Regions from separate parts of the Homo sapiens genome. Here regions 1 and 3 are each linked to region 2. Evidence: chromatin loops called from intact Hi-C (ENCODE). Cell type or tissue: PC-9. All regions are shown on one strand. Links, peaks and the distances in the headings refer to the core of each region. The heading gives the core; the rest is flanking DNA.

What was found. Hi-C counts contacts between places; a loop is a spot of excess contacts. Peaks named below come from ENCODE experiments on the same cell type or tissue, not always from the same donor. Only the 100,000 strongest peaks of a DNase experiment are listed, where the experiment ranks them.
Region 1: it touches region 2 in a loop (8-fold over the local background); 6 of 110 quality-filtered maps call a loop at or near these places.
Region 3: a loop joins it to region 2, with 12 times the contacts of the local background. A loop is called at or near these places in 11 of 110 quality-filtered maps.

Annotation. Positions count from the first base shown.
Region 1 is chr20:13,065,027-13,072,223 of GRCh38, forward strand. The region is part of intron 2 of SPTLC3 (serine palmitoyltransferase long chain base subunit 3); the gene reads left to right. Among named protein-coding and RNA genes, the nearest start is that of SPTLC3, 60 kb to the left of the region's middle. In PC-9, for the core only: no CTCF peak of the experiment used is centred there; a DNase peak (open chromatin) is centred at 3,495.
Region 2 is chr20:13,005,514-13,012,710 of GRCh38, forward strand. It overlaps SPTLC3 (serine palmitoyltransferase long chain base subunit 3), which reads left to right and starts at 3,459. Exons shown (of 12, transcript NM_018327.4): 1 at 3,459-3,871. The coding sequence starts at 3,755. In PC-9, for the core only: no CTCF peak of the experiment used is centred there; DNase peaks (open chromatin) are centred at 3,618 and 4,318; H3K4me3 peaks cover 2,201 bases; H3K27ac peaks cover 1,918 bases.
Region 3 is chr20:13,102,844-13,110,040 of GRCh38, forward strand. All of the region lies in intron 6 of SPTLC3 (serine palmitoyltransferase long chain base subunit 3), which reads left to right. It also overlaps a transcript of TASP1 not described here. Among named protein-coding and RNA genes, the nearest start is that of SPTLC3, 97 kb to the left of the region's middle. In PC-9, for the core only: CTCF peaks have their summits at 3,208 (motif pointing left) and 3,420; no DNase peak of the experiment used is centred there.

The DNA of each region.
Region 1 (7,197 bases), core at 1,233-6,232, 60 kb after region 2:
AATGCTACCACCTTAATAAATTCACTCCTTCACAGTGTCTCAGATAGTTGCATTGGAATTTCTTGGAATTTTTCATGGGTGACATGAAAAATTGTACATATATTATCTTTGGGGTTTGATATTACAATAAACTTATTAATTGTCATATTTAACTCCTCTAAACTTACTTTTTTCTCTACTGAACTTTTTAAAATAAATGTATATTAATGCCTTTCACTGTGATTGTAAATTTGTTAGAGTTTTTTTTTTTTTTTTCTAAAGTGTTTCTGTGTAACTATCAGATACATAAAAGTCCTTGGCTCTAATAGTTCTTGGTGAATTTTTCCTTTTATTATGCTTTTTACCTTATATTCTAGTTTACCTTCTATTATTATTTATGTACCTTTTTTCCTTCAATAGCCATCTCTTTCTTTTATCTTCAGCATTTCCGGAAAATGTATGTCTCTTATAAGCAACAAATAGATTGAAATACAAAAAAAGTTGTATTTTAATAATGTATTCTATTAACACTTATTTAAACCATATGAAATTGCTGTTTTGATAGGTTAAAAATGGTCAAACATTGGCAATTCCATATGGTTAAACGTATTATAATACTGTAATTACATATTTATACTGATTCCTGCCATATTTTTTACATTCATATCTTCTTTTATTTTTATTTTTTATTTTAAATACTTCTCCTTTTATACTTAGTACAGTTGTTTTTCTTTTAACATATATGCATTTTTTTACTTCTCCTTTTTTAAAAACTTCAAGCTTTTTAAAAATTCTAAATATTTATAGTGTACAATATGATGCTTTGATATATATATACATTGTGAAATAATTATAACTGTCAAGCTAATAACATATCCATCATTTCACATAGTTACCATTTTCTTCCTTTTTTTGGTGAGAACATTTAGGATCTACTTTCTTATTAATTTCAAGTATACAATATATTATTAACTATAGTCACCATGCTGTACATTAGGTCTCCACAACTTATGCGTACAACATAATTGAAACGTTGTACCCTTTGACCAGTATCCCCCTATTTTCACCATGCCCCCAGGCCTGGCAACCACCATTCTACTCTCTGCTCCTATGATTTCAATGTTTTTAGATTTCACACGTAAGTGAGATCATATGCAGTAGTGTTTCTTTCTAATAGTGTTACAGTTTCAGGTCTTACATTTAAGTATTTAATCCATTTTGACTGCATTTTTATATATAGTATGAGAAAAGAATCCAATTTCATTATTCTGCATATGTATATCCAATTTTTCCAACACCATGTATTGAAAAGGGTCTCCTTTCCCCATTGTGTGTTTTTGGCTCCTTTGTCGAAGATCCATTACTGTGAATGCATGAATTTATTCCTGGGCTCTCTATTCTGTTCCATTGGCCTATGTGTCTGTTTCTATGCCAGTACCATGCTGTTTTGATTACTGTACCTTTGTAGTATATTTCAAAATCAGGTAGTGCATTCTCAATTATTACAGAAAAAGCCTGTGGGTGTTAACCTTATGACTCCTTGCATATACTGAAAAATGTGTGTATTTGTTTTTATTTGGTTGCTGACTTGGAAGAGTACAGAATTTTAAGTTTTAAGCAATCTGATAATTTTCTTCTGTGAAGTGTGAAACTTTATTTGCTTTAATAAGTACCTGATGAACTCTTTATATCTTAAAATTCAAATCTTTCCTCATCTCTAGAAATTTCTCCCTTCTCTTCCTTCTTACACTTTGCCTTCTTTCCCTCCTCCTTCTCTTCCTTTCCTCCTTAGTCTCCTTATTTCAATCTTGCCATGTCTATTAGAGAGATGTTTGTTCTTCTGAATCTGCCCTATATATATCTCTTGACTTTCCCTTTATATTTTCTTTATCCTTTTCACTGTCTTATGAAAAAAAATCATCAATATAATATTCTAGCTTATTAATTTGCCTTTTTGTCATGGTCATTATTTTTTGAACTGTTTATCCTTTAAATGGGTGCATTGTTCTGTTATGTTTATATAAAAATGTCACTTCTACATATATATATATATATATATATATATATATATATATATATATATATATATATATATATGTATTCATGTTCACCTATCTTGAGTGACTGTAGAAGTGGAACAGGATGAGTTTTCCAGGGCCAGTAGATTGTCTTCTTGTTATGTGGACTCTGCATTTCTCTACATTGGGGCATTGCTTTTCCCTCTTCTTCCTGTTGCCCACCACAAAGCTTTGTCCTGTGGCCAATATTATCACTTCTTATTTATTAGCCCAATAGAAAGAGGATGAAGGGATCTACCCTCACCTTGAATGTCAGCTTGTTATAGCTCTTCACTCTCAACTTGAAGCTGGCTTTATTAGCTTACATCCATGCCAGTCTTCTCTGCAAATATTTGGACCCATGGTTTCCTGTGGTTTAATTTCCCCAGTGATCAGATCTTACTTATGTCTGTCTTTGTGATTCTTCTGCATTTCTGATTCATTGATGACACTCTTGATGGTCTTTCGAGGCATTTACAACTTTATTTTGTTTCTTAAATATCTATTTTTTATTGTTTTTCCATGGAACTTTTAGAAGAGTGGTAGGATTCATATAAGTACTGAGTCTGCCATCTTTATTCAATATCTCTATCTAATTCTTTAAGAATAAAATTTAAATTTAGCCATCTTTAAGTTAGGTTCTTATACTTCAAAGAACTACTGTAAATACAGTTACCCTTATCAACCAAAAGGAAAATATAAGCATATTTTGTTATTATCCCAAGTTCTGCCTTAGAAACAGCTGGCTCTCAAAAGGACAATTATATAAAATACAGTATTCGGTGAGAACTGAAGTGTCAATGTAGACGCAAATGAATAACATTGTGTTTGATAAAGATTCTTTCTCACTCTACAAGAGATATGCTTCCAAATTTGGTAATAGTTTTAACAATGAGCTATGGATATGCTCTTTTCACTTTCATACAAGCATCAAGCCTTGTAGCAGGGTTTTTTGGAAAGAGCATGGTTTGGGAACTGGAAATATTAATAATTCCCATTTTGTCCAATCAAGTTTTCTGACTTTCCATCAACTTATCTATAAAAGTTTGATAGAAATATCTATAACACTTGGAAAATTATAAATTATCGTACAAATATAAAGATTGAAAAATAAAGATTATGACATTGCAGAAGAAACAATGCTATTTTTGTGGGTCTTTTTAGGTTTAACTCACTTCTTTCTACACTCCATTCTCCAAAATGATTGTGTCCTTATGGCCTGGTATTTTCTATCATATCTAGCCATTTGTATAGAAAGCAAAATAAAGATGGTAAGCCAAATGACAAATTAAGTCTATAGATAAATAAAGATATATCCTATTGCAATGCTTTTGTTTTTGAAATATCAAGTCCAGCTTCATTTTCTGGTTTAGTTAAAATGCTGTGGGAAGCTTCTCTGGGACTAGAGGACATTGACCTTTGGAAGGCGTTGGCTGCTCCTGAAGAAAGCTCCTGGCTGTTTAAAGGAATGGGGTGGAGTGGAAATACACACAGACAGGAAACCTCACAGGTGGGGAGAAGAGGGCCACGCCCAAAAGCAAGTCAGTTCATTCACCGATCAGATCTTTAATTCTAAGTAGGTCTCCAAACTCAATTGGCCCTCTCAGAAACATGTAGGTTACTGACCTTGTGTATCAGATCTGGGTTAATGTTTATGTCATGCACAAAGAAATAACTCTGAGTACTTTAAAAAAAAAAAAACAACAACAACAACACTAGCCCTTCCTTTTTGCAGGGGAGTTGCAAGTACTTAATTTATACAATTTCCATTAAGCATGAAGATTATTCCCTAGAAGGAAGTCTTTTCTGACCCTGCAGAATATATTAGAATCCCTGTATCTTGCCCTCAAAGCATTTATCTCAGTGAAGAGCCAGCTGTCCATTTCTACATAGGTACAAATTCTGAATCCCTGAGTCAGGAGGCAGAGAGGTTAGACAGGATGAAGTATTTTCCGACCTTCTCTTAGGTGGCCATGACAATGCATCTTCATGTGGCATGGGCTGGGAAGCCATGGGCTGTTTTTTCAAGCCAACGCCAAGTTCCCTATGACTAAAGGACACTCCTACTATATATAGTCTGGCAACCTGCTGGCCCTAGTTTTCCATATCACGGGCCAGGGTTTTTGTCATCACTGGTGTTTTGGAGGGAAGCTAGGTATGACCGAAATCACTCTGAAGTCACTGTCTAGGGGAGTGGGTGAGGTCCGAGGCTGACCAGAGTTCAAGTCACGCACCTTTCTGGGCCTGATTCTCCTCATGGGCCGAGTGGGTGTTTGAGCTCTAAAACAGCAGTCCCCGATCTTTTTGGCACCAGGGACTGCTTTTGAGGAAGACAATTTTTCCACCAAAAGCCAGGTGGGGTGAAGGGGTATAGTTTCAGGATGAAACTGTTCCACCTCAGATCATTAGGCATTAGATTCTCATAAGGATCACAAAACCTAGACCCCTCGCATGCGCAGTTCACAATAGGATTTGCACTCCTATGAGAATCTCATGCCACTGCTGATCTGACAGGAGGTGGAGCTCGGAGCCCAGGTGGTAATGCTCGCTCACCCGCTGCTCACCTCCTGCTGTGTGGCCTGGTTCCTAACAGGCCACAGACTGGTACCTGTCTGCAGCCCAGGGCTTGGGGACCCCTGCTCTGTGATTGTTGTGGCCCCTCTAGCCCTGGTGCCCTGTGCATCTTGTAGTTCCAAATCTGAAATTAATTTTAATTTTATAGACAGAATACTTTGATTCTTGTCTCCTCTCCAAAACCAACTGATACTTTATTTTGGGTAAGATTCCTCATAAAACCTAAAATTATAATTCTCTTCAGAGTCCAGAAATATTACTTACACACCTACTGCTCTCTTTTCTCATGATAGGATGAGTTTATAGATTATTATTTCAAATAAGACTTTTAAAATTATAAATAGAGAAACACAACATTTGGGGATATAGAATAATCCACAAAGCAGTAAACAGTCTGAAAAAAATGTATTGAATCAAAGAAGAAATAGTTTGAGAATGAGTTTTCTAGAATTATATAATCTTGTAGCCTCAAAAAATATGTCTCTTTCCCTGTGAGAAAGACATATAAAGAGTATAATTGATTATCAGAAACTTGGAGCTTTAAATCATAACAAAACCTACATCACAGCTACTTAAAGAAAATGCATTCAAGGTGAGACTTTTAAATGTAGAATTGCCCGACCATCCTTCAAATTTAAACAGTATATGCTTATGAACATTCTTTCCTACAAAAGAAAAGTATACTTTTTCCCCAAGAAATGATGCTGTTGTCACCAAGGACCAAAGGATGAAGTGACAGAACGATCTGTGGCTTGGGTGTAGCCATCTGCCATCAAAACCTGCCTATTCTCCATATTATATTCTGCAATGAACCAGTGCAGAGAATGAGTGGGCAAAGCGGTAGCATACGGTCATCCACAAAGGCACTCCCCATGGTCTCCTTGTTCCTTGAGGAAATCAGCTTCATTTAATAAGGGAAAGGAGAGCCAAGTGCTCCAAAGCATAGGCGGGAGAATGAGAAGGCTCACTCCCAATTATTCAGTGACCCCTCATTACCTGCAGGATAAAGGATGAGCTCTTCCTGCAAATGCTTCGGGTCCTCAAGCTTCCCACTGTCTGTGCCCAGCTGACATTGCAGCCTCACCCACGCTGTAGGGAGTCATTAGGGGATGGGGTCAGAGAGGTAACCAGAAGCTATATGAGTCAGGATGTCTAATCAGGAGTGAGGTGGGAGCCATTATAAGTTCTGAGCAAAGAGTGACAGCGTGTGCATTATATTTTATTCTTATCAATTCTTCCCAAATGCACTCCACATTCCCAGCATACAAACCCACTCCCCTGAGAACTCCCCAAGCATCCCTGCCCATAAAAATCTCATTCTGCTTTGGTGTCCATCTCCAAGGACTCTCCCACATAAAGCTTCCTTGATTCCTCCAACAAGGTAGGACTCTCCCTCCTACTGTAATCCCACGAATGTCCAAAGTGCTTGGCTTAGACGACAGTTACCATTATTGCATTTTCTGCCTTGGATTAATTTTCTTCTTGTTTGCTCCAAGAATACTCGCAGGAGAATCTTGAGGCTGCAGCATTCATCCTAAGAAAACCTTGCCATGAACTATTAATATCTCACTTGTATTATTTTCGCATTACTCCAGTATATCAACTTTGAAAACAAAAGACATCATTCTATTTACAGCATTCTGGTTTTAGTAATGGTATTTCCACTTACATAATATAGTAACTCTCTAGCTCACGGAAAATGTCAAATCCTAGAAAACGTAGCATTCCTACGCGTGATGTTAGCATCATTCTTTAACAGTTGTTAGCCAAAAATTAATTTGATGAATCTGATTTTTCCTAAATAGATTATTCTGATGCAGATGATTTTGATGTTAGTTCTATTTAGAACTAACTCCAAGAACAGTTTGTATATTTTATTTTCACATTGAAAATCAGTCAGATTTGCTTCAGCCTCAAAGAGCATGTTTATGTAAAATCAAATGAGCGCCGGCAATGAGCTATACTTTTTTTTCTAAACGGGAAGAGGGAACTATTAAGAGTCAAATGATGACATTAGACATGTCTTGCTTTAAGCCTCAGCTAGATTGCAGATCCCTTTGGTCATGGATTACACTTTATACAGCAACTCAGCGTTCTTACCTCAGCTGTGAGAGAGGCCCGCTGCCTCCACGAGCTCCTCTGATTAGTTTCCATTGGCCATGTAACAGCTAGCCACCCTCGAGTAGCAGTTTTGCCAGCAGGTCCGATAGTTCAAGTTCATCCCCACTTCTAATCACACGGTGAGTGATATATTCATGTTCAAAAAAGTTGAAATCACATGATCATCTCAACCATTTTTTTCCAACGAAACTGCTTTGGACATAGACACCTGTGTTACCCTTAGAGAAACTGCAGGGACGTGTTGTCTCCACTTGCTTTCGGGCTTGTATTGCACTGACATCTTTGTTACCCCTGTTCATCACATGTTTTCATTCCCCCACTAAAAGGCATGTTCTTTAGCCTCACAGATTTACTTCCCTCACCTACTGACCTTTGCTCAAAATATATCTGTAGATGTGTTATTTCCACAGCTCTTCCAGGTCTTCTTCCCTGCTTCAATTGTAAGTGAAATCCAGAAAGCAAAGAA
Region 2 (7,197 bases), core at 1,183-6,182:
CTTCTGTCCCTTGTTGGCTGAGAGTTGCTCTCAAGGATGTGAATTTCCCAGCACACCTGGCCCACACTGCAGAAGCAGAGAATACCCCATGGTCAGAGAACCTGCTTGGGCATAGAAACACAGAAAACAGCTGACACCGTGTATCAGGGACCTCCAAGCTAAGTCAAAAGGATATGAATGAGGGACTGACTGTGTCAGTATGATCTATTTCAGGGCAAAGATATGTGATGTTAAATATGTGCTATGCATGGATTTTCCAATCACAACAGTGTGCAAAACCCAAAAGTGTGAAAACTAAAATTAACTTGATCTTGATTAAGAGTTATAATTTCCACCTGATATCAGATAAATTGACATGATCACTTTCTGGGTTTTCTCAGATAATTTTCATGACTTATTGGTCAGTTCAAATTTAATATTAACTCACATGCGGCTGGCCTTCTTAGGTCATCACGTTTACAACCTATTCATGGGGAAATCTATGGAAATGAATGGTCTCTACGATGAGAATTTTTCCAGATTGAACTCTTCGGGAAATTTAAGTACTTCCACGTAGACTTATTAGTAGATATTGACATGTCATTAGTCATTTGTAAAAAAATTTAATATATTGCAAATTTTTAAACATCAAAAAGCAAATAAAGCATTTTTATTCATTATTTGGCCAATCCAATGAAATCTCCCAAATAATAACAGATTCTGTTATTTCTTTTCTTGGTGGTTGATGGTTCTCAAGTCAACAGCTGAAGGAGAGGTGTCATGGTGTAAGGAAAACGGCACTCACTTAGACCCAGACATTCTTGAGTTCATGACCCACTTCTACCACATATTATTCTGTGGCTTTGGAAAAGTCACTTAACCTGTTGAAAATTTAGTTTTGCATGAGCATCACTCTCCATTACATGGGTAAAACTTGAGTCACTGAGAATGAACAGATTTCTGTACACTGTACAATTCTGACAGTTCATTCTGCTCATATCCTCCCATTTTTGCCAACTCTCTATCCCCAAGTTGTTCCAAGAGCGTTTTCACAACACATTGCCAAGCCTCTGTCCTTCCCTTTCTTGCCTATCCTCATTCTGTTATCTCCCTTTTTGGCTGCTTCATTAAGAGAGGAGCTGAGAATCTGGCATCTGGGCAAAACCATTACTTTGGAGAACACCACAAGGCCATTGCTAATTTTATCATCTTTGCCTTTAATGTACTAGTGGGAAGATTTATTTCTACCTTTAATAGTAAGATATCCTAAGTAGAAGGCATGTGGGTACTGCTGAGTCTTAGTTCTGTGAAGGTGGAGACTGTGTATGTTTTATTCCTTGTGAGAACCAAGGACTCAGCAAATACAGAGTACTTATTCAAACATTTTCTGAGGTTACTAGTTGATCCAAAATGTATTTAGTTGTTCAGAGATGCCAAATCTTGCTCAATATTTAGTCTGTGTTTTAGTATTGCTCCAAACCTTAAACCTAAACCTACCACTGACTTCAACAGAACTCTTCGCTTATTTTAACTGGAGATGGTATGAAGCAATGAGTCACCACTGACTATACATACCAGCAGTGCCTGATGCCAAATGGTTGGTGTGTTAATATAATTTTGTACACACAACAATGCACACATTCCAATACGGTAAGTAAAATAGAAAAGTTTCAAGAGTGAGAGCACGTAGTAGATATTTCTCAGAAATCTATGTGTGATTACCTAACCTTAGCAATTGCAATTAGGGGAAGGAAACGGAGAAAGCAGAATTCAGCTGTGTTTTAAGATTTATTTTATATATACCTTTTGTCCCTTGTAAAAAGAAAATTTGAAAAAGAAGAAGAAAAAGAAGAGGAGGGTGGGGGAGGAAAGGGAAAAGGACAAATGTGAAAAGAGGAAAGAGATGGAGAAGAAGAAAAGAAGAAAGAAAAGAGACATCTAATGTTAAAAAAGTTTTATTTCAAAATCTTTATTAAAAAAATGCTTTGCACTGAGCAATAGAGCTCAGGGAAAATAACGCCCTCTCTTCAACTTGTCTTTCTAAGTAACGTGAGGCAGTTGGGCCAACAATAGTGCTCCCCTCTACCTCTTCATCTCTCCATTTCCTAAATCTTAGAAGAAAATAAACCTACAAGAGTTTAGCCCCCAAATCTCAGTGAAACAGCCATGGAAGGGAGAGACCAGTGAAAATCTACTTCTACTTTGATGATAAAGGTTGAGAGAAATGCGATAAAATTTTTGAACTTGAGACACAAACTGGGCTGAACACACTTGGTATTAACTCCGTCTTTCACCTTGGCCTCAGGCCTTATCTTATTCCTCCAGCATTCCTTGGGATGGTAAAGGCAGGTACCCTCATATGCAAGTCATAGTTAGGAGAAGCGTTAGCATGTCCACCTCCAAAAGCTACATTAATCTGGAGTAGAACTGAACCCTGTCCAAGGGAGCTGAGTTACAGGACATGAGGCTCTGGAAACAGGGGCCATTTCTTTCTTTTTGTTTGTGTGTGTGTGTTTGATTGTTTGTTTTTGTCTACTGCCCCAATAAATTGGTTTCTTTTCTTAGAGTCTGATGCTAAAGAAGTCTCGACTCAGGAAAACCACAAGGGTGGACTTGGGAAGACTCAACAGGTTGTAATGACTCTCCAGCAAATCATGTCACCATGCCATTTGATGATGGTAGGAAGAAACAAAGCCTTGAAGATTCATGCATTGAGAGAATAAGAGTTAGTGAGTAAACCAGATGTGTTTCAGGACTGGGACCCTGCAGTCATCAACCACCTCACACCTGCGTCAGTAACAAACCCAAGCTACAGCATGATTTTTGTTCTACCTCAGCAGATATTTTATAGATGGAAAAACTGAGGCATAAAGTGGGTAAATACCTCCCCCAAGGTCACGAGATAAAGATAACGCAGTCATCAAATATTCTGTCTCCTCAACATCTGTCTTACTGGAATTCTTGATGGATTGGTACCCCCTTATTATAGTACTGATTTTAACATAGGTTGGTTTTGAATACTGGGTTTTTAAAAATCTTTTCAAATCATTTGTAAATTATGGAAATGTATACATCACATGAAACTTACCATTTTAATCATTTTTAAGTGCACAGTTTAGTTTAAGTACATTCACATTGTTGTGCACTGATCCATCACTATACCTTTTTCATCTGCTCCAGCTCAAACTCTGTACCCATTAAACAATAACTTCCCTTTGCCTCATCCCTCCAGGCCCTGGCAACCACCTCTGAATGCTATTTTATAGCAAAAAGAAATATTAACTTTTGAGCTTGGTTTACAACCAAAAACCACAATTACATGCAGGAGAGAGGGGGTGGGAAAAAGAGGTTAACTCAGAACTCAGTTACTTAGAAGACTCTGTGAGTGTGCTGTGTGTGTGTGTCTTTAAAAGACTCTCCACCTCCCAGCCCGCCTCCTCACACTTTGCCACTGGGTTGTTCAGTCCCCAGGTTCCCTCAGTCCCCAGAAGGAGCCAGCATGGACAATCTCCTTTACAGTTTCGGAAGCAGGTTTGTTGCCATGGAGTTCACATTTTGACGGGAGTTGAGAAGTATAAAGGTAACCATTTGTTTTAGTTTCAACGATCTGACAAAAAGATAGGCTGTTGCTCTTCTTCTGGAAAAGCCTGATTGGTAAGATTCCTTTAAGGGCTCAGCCCCAAAGAGCTTTATCCCATCCCCTCGCAGACTGAAAACTAAAGCCTGCAGAGACCTCTGAAGGAAAACCTGTCCCGGGCTCTGTCACTTCACACCCATGGCTAACCCTGGAGGTGGTGCTGTTTGCAACGGGAAACTTCACAATCACAAGAAACAGAGCAATGGCTCACAAAGCAGAAACTGCACAAAGAATGGAATAGTGAAGGAAGCCCAGGTAAGAGGCACTCTCCCCTACTCTTCTCTGAATTACCTGAACGTTTCAATATTTCTCTGTGAAGATATTTGAGGCTGTCCTAACTTAGAGTTCATCTTATGAAGGGTTTTTACATGTTTTGACTGTTGACTCTGTTAATAGAAAGTGCTTGGCTACCAAAAAGTTTAGGTGTGGATTAAGGAGAAAATGTCTTCTGTATGCAAAAGAGGATACACACAGACTCACACAGCTTCAGGCTCCCTAAAATACAAATGTACCTACTAGACTTTTGTCTCAAGCATTTTGCGGGGAGGGAAGAATTAAGAAAGTTCCAACTCTTTGCATATATTTTTGTCCAAGAGACCTGCTACAACCGTCATGCTTCAGAAGAAAAAGAGGAAGTGAAAGTACATTTTGCTGACATTATGTGGTGGAGATGGCATTCTTCCCAGGTCCATGAGAAATGCATCACTGTTTGAAAGGCGAGTTATTATTGGTGTGTAGTGGAGCATTGTTTTAGCTCACTACTTGATTTGAGGCCACAGTATTTCTTTGAAATGTGACGTCACAGACATTCTTTTCCAAAACACTTCAGAAAGCAGGGCTGATTGTGACACACTGCTCTCAGAAAACAGAACAGCATCTTTAAAACAAACTTGTATTTTCCAACTTGACACTTTTTTTTTTTTTCACTCTTATTGCACCGGGATGTTTGCAGAGTGTCCTAGGCAGGAGGAACTCGAGGAAAGTTGTCAGCTTGTTTTAAGAGAGAGCCTGGGTCTGTGAGGTCCTTATGTAAGGCAGTTCCCCACTCCCCACAGGACATCCCGTGTCACTCTGCTCTGAGCAGCAGAAGTGAGCTCATCTGCCTGAGGAGCAAGCCCAAGTAGTCAAACAGGTAGCCTCCTGTTTGGAAAGAGAAGTGGCACAGGGAGCCCCATGCAATCTTCCATCATTTGATCATCCAGAGAGCAAGTATCCACCCACAGGAAAGGCAGATTGTTCTAAGATCACAGGACAGGTGGGTCTGGCTGGGGCCAGTCCTCCTCTCAGTGAATTACATTCGTGTGTGCAATTGGAAGAGGCTAAAGGAGCTCTAGAGCCTGAGTTGTGTGTAAACAGGCTGTGGTCCCCAAAAGCATTCCCCTCTTAACAAAAGGCACTGTCCAACGCTGGGAGGTGTCTATCAGAAACCTCAGAACTGGCCTGTCCCACCTGAGGATCTGAAACCTGGAGCAATGTGAAGAGAAGGTGCTCAACTCCTGTCAGTTGTATGAAGGAAATTGCAGTAATATCCACCACTTATGCATCACTAAATATCAATTCAGGCCACTACTCAAGACGATCCTTGCCTCTGGAATGCCTGTAACTCACAAGCTATTCATCTACTTACCCTTGTGATTATTCTGACCCTGAGGGATCTCATCTGGGAAGAGATTCCTTCTTAACTTTTCTCCCTTTTATTTATTTTATCTTGGTTTTATAATCACATTCGAGGTATGAGATTAGAAACTTAGACAGTTATAACCACTCCTAAGTAAGGATAAAACCCAGGATTCTAAAGGTTCATTATGAAGTGCAGCTGCAAGACTGTAAATATCCTTGGACACTGAGGCTTCCCTAAGAACGGTCGAAAACATCAGGGCTGCTGTTGCCTTCCTGAAGGGCCATCCAGAGCCTCTTGTCTCAGACATATTTAGGTGTCACTAAGCTACAATTGGCTTTCATTGAGAGCCTCAATTATGGCTTAAAAAATATTTTTCAGAAAAACAAACGAACAAAAAAAACCCGGCTGAGATCATAGTGTAATAGGGCAAACGAGGGCTTATTGTCCCCTCCATGATGGGAACGAAGTTGTCTTTACTCTCAAGTTCCTTTGCCACCAGTTTTGATCCTTGGGACCCTTTAACAAACTAGGCCTAGACCAAAAGCCTTGCCTGTGGATAGAAGCAGTCTGCAAAGGCTTACAGAATCCTAGGCTGCTGGTCTCCCAAACACGTTCTGCCTGGCCTAACGTCTTCTGCCGCAGCATCTAAGATCCTACCAGCCCCTCCAATGATCCTCCCACCCTTTCTCTTCCCACTTATTTGCAACCACACAGCAACACAGTTATCTCTTTTATACATTAGGGGACCCTACAAGATTCTGTTGACAAAGGGTTCCCTGGCATAACAAACATATGAAAATTACTATTAGGCGGTGCTCATGAGTCCTCCTTCCCCCTGGTCCAGCGTAGGCTGCCATCCCTGCTCCAGCCTGCAGCAGGCTTGCTGCCCCAGTCTCAAGGCTGGCAAGGACCAGAGCCTTTCCATTCTTAGAAACCTTCTAGAGTTCCTTTCTGGAGCTTTTATGGAGCCTGACTATTTTTCCTGTTTTTTTTTTTTCTTTAAACCTCATATGTCCTGAGAATGCACAAAAACTGGTTTTCATCACTGACTAAGTCCATTTATTTGTTTATTCCCAACATGGCCTCCTACCTTTTACTTGTAACAGGACACTATCATACTAGAGGATTTGTTCTCCCTCTTCATGAGCATATCCACACTACAGACAGATGGGTGCTTAAAGTCTTAATCTATAAACTTGATATTTCTTATAATTTTTATTGAATTAAAATTCTTCCTAATGAATAGGAATTTCCTATTCCTTACTTAATTCTATATAATTACTTTGCAACTATTATCCACATAATTGCTTTTTAATTCCCAGCAATTATTTTTGACCTGACCATAAACTTTTATTTGGAAAACCAAAACCTAGGAAGGTAGACCTTGTGTCTCCATTGCATTTTCCCAGAAGTAGTTTCTTAAGAGGATAGAGTCTGCATTTTCTTCTCTTAAACGAAACCTGCAGGATGAAAAAAAAATTGTAAAGTTTTCCTAATCATCCCTTTCCTGGAAAACAAAAATGTTTGGGGATTAGAGTTACTCTAATTCAAGGTTTATTGAGTTCTTGACCTGAATGTTGTAATATTACCAGGTATAGGTTATGAGCCCTAACAGGTGGTTGCTTTTTTTTCACCAATACTTATTAAGCATCTGTTATTCTTAGGACCTATAAAGATAAATAAGAAGTTTACAATTTATCTGTTAGGAGAAAGCTTATATCAACATTAAAATAATCACATCAAAGTTAAATGCTAGTGCAAGGACAAGAGCTGCCATAAAGCAGACATAACTTGAGTACAAATGAGTGGTATAGATACTAGTACTAGAAGTTGGAGAAGAGCAAAAATAATAATAAATATCAATATTCTGCTATGTATCAGGAAGGGCTAAGCACTTCAGGCAGGCATCTCCTGTACCTTCAAAACAGCCCCATGAAGTGGTAGTATACTGTCCATTATA
Region 3 (7,197 bases), core at 787-5,786, 97 kb after region 2:
TCCCTGGTTTCTAGGTTCTGCCTGTCCTTCATCTCATGCCTACAGAGTCAAAAGTTGCTGCAATTACCCCCTCCCCCTGCAGGGTAAACAGGCCCTGTCCCTAGCACCTGCCTCATCCATAAGCCCAACCCAGGTCACCTGCTCTCAGCTGTCTTTTGCACTCTTCCAAGAAGATCCCTTTGCTTCTTTCAACTGCCTAAGGCTGTGCGACATCTATCCACATGTTTAAAGAGCCATCCAGAAAACCTGAGCCAAAGTCCTTGCACAATCTGCTTTATAAAACTTAAAGGCACCAGATTTTCAGTCAAAAATGCCCTCTGTGATCTCATGGAGAACAGACCCCATAAATGTGACTTTCAAAAAATAATTGTTTTGCTTGACAAAATTGGTCATTGTGATTTTGTTTCCGCCGAAAGGCTAAAAAAGGGGGACAGTCCTCCCCACCACCATCTTAAAAGTAAGAATAATTTCTTTGTCATCATTCATAGCTATTTAAATACCCGCTACTTACTATTTCACATTTGGGCTGAATCTTGAAGGATGAAACTGCATGTCCAAAGGAATAAGAGGAGTGGATATAGAGATGGGGGGTAAGGGACTAGGAACAGTAAAAAGTGACATTCATTCATCATCCATCCATCTTTTCATTTACAAAATATGAGTGCCGCTGATAGGCAGACACAAAAATATTTTTGCTGAGCAACCCAGAGAGTAGGGAACCAAAGGGTGTCTCTAAATGCAGATGAAAGTAGTTTTTGTGGGGTCATGGATGACAAAGAATAAACCACCAACCACACCAGGAGCATATGGAAAGTGGAGGCTGAGTTTCAGCCCCAATCTCGCATTCCTGGATCCATAGGAGAGGGAGCAGGGGCACTGAGAAATGGGCAGTGAGTGAAGATCTCACAGTAGATCTAGGCCTTTGGAAAACCCACAGCTGCACAAGAGAAGAGAAAGGAGGAAGCCCTGATGTATGCAACAGTGTTGCCATTTGACAGTGAAATAAGAGGAAAGCTAAATGTCTGGGTTTTTTCTTCCGGAAGACACACTATGAACTATGCCCTACCTTCTTGGAAGATTCTGGGTCCCTTGCTGCCTTGTGCTTTCTTTTCACAAAACTGCATCTTCAGCTTTTCCAGATCCAGGAGGCTTGCTATTATTAGGGTTTTGAATGTAAGAACAGGCACAGGCTCAGGCTGGCTAAGAGCATTTGTCACCTAAGCCTGATTGTAGCTTTGGACACATAGTTGGATTATTCCAAGTATTTAGTAATTCAGTAATCCAGTTAACTATGCTGGCAAAAGGCTAGGACTGTTTTGCACTAGGCACCAGAACATGGTCTCCACATTTTCATTTCTTATAGCTAGATATTTATAACCATCTGATAGGGTTTGGCTGTGTCCCCACCCAAATCTCATCTTGAATTGTAGCTCCCATAATTCCCATGTGTTGTGAGAGGGACCCAGTGGGAGATAATTGAATTATGGGGGCGGTTCCCCCTATACTGTTCTCGTGGTAGTGAATAAGTCTCACGAGATCTAATGGTGTTATAAAGGTTTTCCCCTTTCACTTGGCTCCCACTCTCTCGTCTGCCATCACGTAAGATGTGCCTTTCCCCTTCCGCCATGATTGTGAGGCTTCCCCAGCCACGTGGAGCTGTAAGTCCATTAAACCTCATTTTCTTTATAAATTACCCAGTCTCAGGTATGTCTTTATCAGTAGCGTGAAAATGGACTAATACACCACCAAACCAGCTCAATCCTTTTAGTCCTCTACAAACCAAAAGAAACCTCCTTAGTGAGTCAAATTTTGTGCTGAGTAACACCAAGGCATTATTAATGCTCAAATAGTGGTCATTTTAAGTCCGTGGTGTGTCATTGTGACTCAAGAACCACACTGTACCATAGCACCGTGTGTGTGTGCCTAGATGGTGTCAAAATTATACTTTTATTTTAATTTCCGTATCTCAGAATTTTCTTATTAAATCAACAAGAACAGGTTTGTTTGGAGGGCTTTTGTTTGGGGAACTTTTTTTAACAAAACTTCTGGCATTGTTTTTTTCATCTGCAAAAAACAAAAACCTAACAGTCCTTCCCTACTTCTCAGAGGTGTCATGGGGATTAACATAATGCAAGTGTAAGTGCCTTAATAAGCATCATTATTTTAAAAAAAATCCCTTGCAGATGTAAGCATGCAGCTTGCTGAAACGGTAGAATCCCATAAGGCCTACAGAACATAAATCACAATCCCTTAAATCTGCGGGTTTGTAACCCACGCACTGTAGCCTTGTAGAACGACAGAGAACCAGAGAGGAACATGCCAGGGGCTAAGGTGGGGCCAGAATCCAGGCCGAGCGCAGTCTTCCCTTTTCCTGTGTAGCTTCTGTGATTCTAAGAGGTCGGAGAGTTCATCCCCTGCAGGAGGAAAAAAAAAATGGCTAATTGATTTTCCTTCTGCTCAAGAATCCTGGTGTGTTGACCCTGGGGGGCTGTGAACTCCACCAAAAGCCACTCCCATGGCTATCTCCATTCAAGTCAAACACAACGAAGTCCCTGACTTGGAAAAGACTGGGATTCCTCTTGCTTCCCTCCGCAAAATGTATAAAACACAGCGCGGCCACCGAAAGTCTTGTTTTCATGTCTTGCGTGTTATTTTTAAAAATGGAGAAAAGCTTCTCTTTAGGACTCGTGGTGTTCATTTTAAAATTCTGGATTAATCCATCGTGTTTATGTGACCTTTTTGGTGCAAAAACAACACAGTGGCCTCTGAATTTACATATTTTTTCCAAATCTTAGAATATTCATTTTAAAATGACTACTAATTTAGTTCACTTGGGTTTAGTTTTTATTCCAGTGTCGTCGGAGCCACATTTACCATCTATCATTTCTGCACAAAAACTTATAAATTCCAAGTCCCAAAGGGAAAACATTCTTAACAGGAATGCTTTTATTCACCATCTCTTTATTCCATTCAGAGGATTTGGTTATAGAAGATGAATAATAGTATAAAATATTATAGACATAATAAATAAAAGATTATAGGAAAGGAAGACTGGTTCTCCAAGTCGCAAGGTTTTCTTCAATATTTTAGGAACTCTGCCTAAAGCAAAAGTGAAAAGAAGATACCCAAATAGGTGAAAGTTTATTAACTGAAAATTTCAAAACAAGAAAGCCGCTTTTTGTTTCCTTGGCTGCCATCTAGTGGTTAATAATGTACGCTAAAACACGCTCTTGGGAACGTTCAAAAAATATCTATCTGCTCGTTTTAAAACAAAACAAAAGATACCATCAATTTTTGAAAATATATTGCAGGTAGGAGATATTTATCTTTTCTAATAATTCTTATTTCTATCCACAAGTGGCATTTCCTTGCCTGTCTCCTAGTCTACGTTCTTTCTCCAGGAAAAGAACATTGATGCAATTATTAGGTAATGATTGAGCCTAGTACTGTGTACTAAGACTAGGGCGAGAAGGATGAGGACGAGGTCCCTGACTTCATGGAAGAGAGACATGAAAGCAAAAAACGAACATCGCGATGAGTGCTTAAAAAATAATAGACAAGTCGGGAGGGACACCAAGGAGGAAGCCCTTAACTCTGTTCTGTATTATTGACGAGAAGAGTTTGGGTTAAGACTTCAGTGATGAGTGAGCATTCTCCAGACAGACAAGAGGAAAAAAAGCATGGAGGAGAATCAGGAGGCTGTGTGTTGGGGGATGTTGACAAACTATGTCAGAAAGACAGGCAGAGGCTATATCAGGAAGGGCCATTCGAGATTGTATTAGGCAACTATTACTGGAACAAACCTCAGTTGCCAATAATAATCAGCAAGTATTTCTCACTGGAGGCTGCAGGTGAGCTGGGGTAACCGTGCCCTACGTGCCATTAATCCTCTCCCAGGGCCAACCTGAGACCAGGGGGCTAGCCTGGGCATTTTCTTTTCCTGTCACTAGCAGAAGCACAAGAGAAAGAGTAGAAATGCATAAGACCTCTTCAGATCTAGGTTTGGAACTAGCAAACTGTCTCTTCTCTGTATTCCGTTAGCCAAAGCAAGTCACTTGGCTGAACCCAAGCCAAGGGGCAGGGAAACGTTCTCCACTGGTGAGAGGAAAGGACTGCAAAGTCACAGAAGAAGGAACTCAAATGAGGTGGAAAATGGGCCAGTAATGTAGTCTGCAGCAAGTTCCATCTTGGAAATGGGTTTGAGGTTCCCATATTTGTCTAAAAAATGGTAAGAAAAACATTATATCGATCAAAGTAGAGGTCTCGCTTTGCGTTATGGGTTCCAGACCCCAGGGATACTGAGCATACAAACGTCTGGGCCCTGACCCACACCAACTGATTCAAAATCTCTGAGTAGAAATTTCGAGAATCTGCATTTTAACTGGTTACCCAGATGATTATTTCTATTCATCCTGAAGGTTGAGAACCACTGGAAGATTAATGAGAAAATAGAAAAAAAAGTCAAGGAGAAAACATAAAAGGAAAATGGGTTAAAAGAGGAAATAGTGCTCACAAAGAATACTAGAAATAGTGGGAAAAGGAATAAGAAAAACTAATGAAAAATGGTGTCCAGATGGCAGAGGGAAGAAGCTTAAAAGATAAGTGTGTGTTGAATTGTGTCAAATGCTGCCCACGGTCAAGTAGAACAAGAACTGAAGAAAGCTCTGTAAATTTGTCAATTAGGTAATATTATGTGAAAAGAACACAATAGTGATGCCAGGATATCAGGAGGCCTGTTTTGCAGATAAAAAGAGAAAAAAACAAAGAAAAGGAAAGTGGCATGAAATAAAACAAAGATCCACCATTCTTCCAATTCTTCTTTCACGGGTCCTTACGATCTTGGTGAAATTGATTAATTCCACATTTAAACTGACAAAGCACCTAAAGAGTTAGTTTCTGGCTAGTGATTAAAGAAAGGAAAGGAAAATGACCTTTTTTTTTTTTTTGTATCTGTTGGTTCTGATAACATGCCAGATATTATTGGTAGCATACAGGTAGCATACTATATCTAATACCTAAGGCTTTATATATTTGAATAAAGAATTATTCCCTTAATTCTTCATTATTTCATTATATATTTCCTTTATTTTTTCATTATTTATGTGATGTTTTCTTAAGGATGTTAAAGGAAGTCAAATAGTGTATTAACACTACTGTTTGGATTTCCAAGAGATCTTGCTAGTATGCAGCATCTTATTCATGTCACATGCTTTTTCTGAATTTCAGGACCCGATACCCAGTCTCTAGTGGGTGGATGCTGAGGACAGCTTGGAAGGTGCCATGCTAACAGGGGCCTCTCAGAGATGAGGTTCTGATATTGCACTATCAAATTCTGACTTGTCCTATCCCACTCCAAGTCATAGGAAGTCACCTTTATTTAAATGTGGTTTGCTTAAATGTACTTGATAATTAAAAAGAAACACACACACACAAATATATTCACAACTCTATTTCAAAGAACTATCTTGTGGCCTCATTGAATGTGGCAGAGTTGCAGTGTGGAAAAGTTAATGCAGCCACTAATGCATTCACTCAGCTTTGGGGGAAGCCCTAAAACAGATCTGAGCACAGACTGGAGACTCAAAGACAAAGTTGAAGGGCTCTCCATTGAGACCAAGAACTGCAGCTAATTTGAGCCTAGACCAGTGAGTGATAAGCCAATGCACATACGCTTCTTGAGAGCTTTGTCTGTAGTGGTCAAAACCAGTACTGACTATGCAGCTTTAGATTTATCTTTTTTTTTCACTTTGAGACAGAGTCTCGTTCTGTCACCCAGGCTGAAGTGCAGTGGTGTGATCTCGGCTCACTGCAACATCCGTCTCCTGGGTTCAAGCAATTCTCCTGTCTCAGCCTCCCAAGTAGCTGGGATTAGAGGTGCCTACCACCATACCCACTTAATTTTTTGTATTTTTAGTAGAGACTGGGTTTCACCATGTTGGTCCCGAACTCCTGACCTCAAAGATTTAGCTTTGCTAGATGTCACCTTTTGTGAGCATTTTAAATGGTGTTTCTAATGCCTGGTGAACATTGCATAACAGTCAAGCCAGCAGTTAAGTAGCATCTCCATCTTTTAAAATTAAGATTGGATTCTGGACCTAAGTATTTCAGTTTCATCTTCTCAAAAAAGGGAAAGCTTAGGAAATGCAAAAAATACACAGTACAAATATAATCAGTCTAAAAAATATGCCCATAAACCTCGGCCATTTTTTTCTTGCTAGGCTTAAATGTTAAAAACAAAATAATACACACACATGTACATATATACCAAACAGCTAGGTTGGTAGGCAAGTTCTTCTAAATGACCTCTCAACCCAAGCCCAGTCATCAACCTCTGATAGCAGATAAATGAATTGTCACTATTGATTATATTTGACATTAGAAGTTAACAAGATTATTCTGCCAGACATTCATCCTCCCTTGTTCTACATCACCATTTCATTTGAGAAGAAGGGACAATGGCTTTCACATAAGGCAGCAAAGGGTAGTGTTACAAATGTGGATTACAGTACAGACTACATGGGTTCAAATCCTGATTCTGTTGCTTATGATAGACCTCAGGCAGTTTACTCAACTCCTCTGTGTCTCAGTTTCCTGAACCACAGAATGGAAATGCTACTAGTACTTCCTCCAGATGGTTCTTATGAGGATTAAATGAGGTATGACAAAAACTGAGCTTAGAAGGGTGCCTGGCACACAGATAGGGCTCAATAACTGTGAGCTATTATTGTGTTCAGAGATCCCCAAATATTTTGAAAAAGAGGCTTAATTGTCCCACTGCTTTAAAGTTTTGAAACTTCTAAGACTGGGGGATGTCAGAAATCAAGGCTCAAAGTGTAGGAAGTGAGATCCGTGCAAACTCAGCTAAACTCTAACATGCTCATGTCTACACGATTGATGAGTGGTATTAATTATGTCTCTCAGAGTTCATTTCAGCCTGCAACAAAGCTTAGACCTAAGAGATGCATTTAACGTAGAATTTCAATCTCTCTAAGGCAGGCGGGGAGAGCCTTTAAGAGCCTAGGAAACCATGCCCCACTGGTGAGAGTTTACTCTGCCTACTTGTACAAATCCAACTATTTGTCTTGTCAGAGTTAAGTTCTACTGAAAAATAGACCTCTGTCTCTCTCTCCCTAAGGGTTCTCTGATTCTGAATTTGTTCTCTGAAAGTTTAGGTCTGAGTGTGAACATAAAACATCT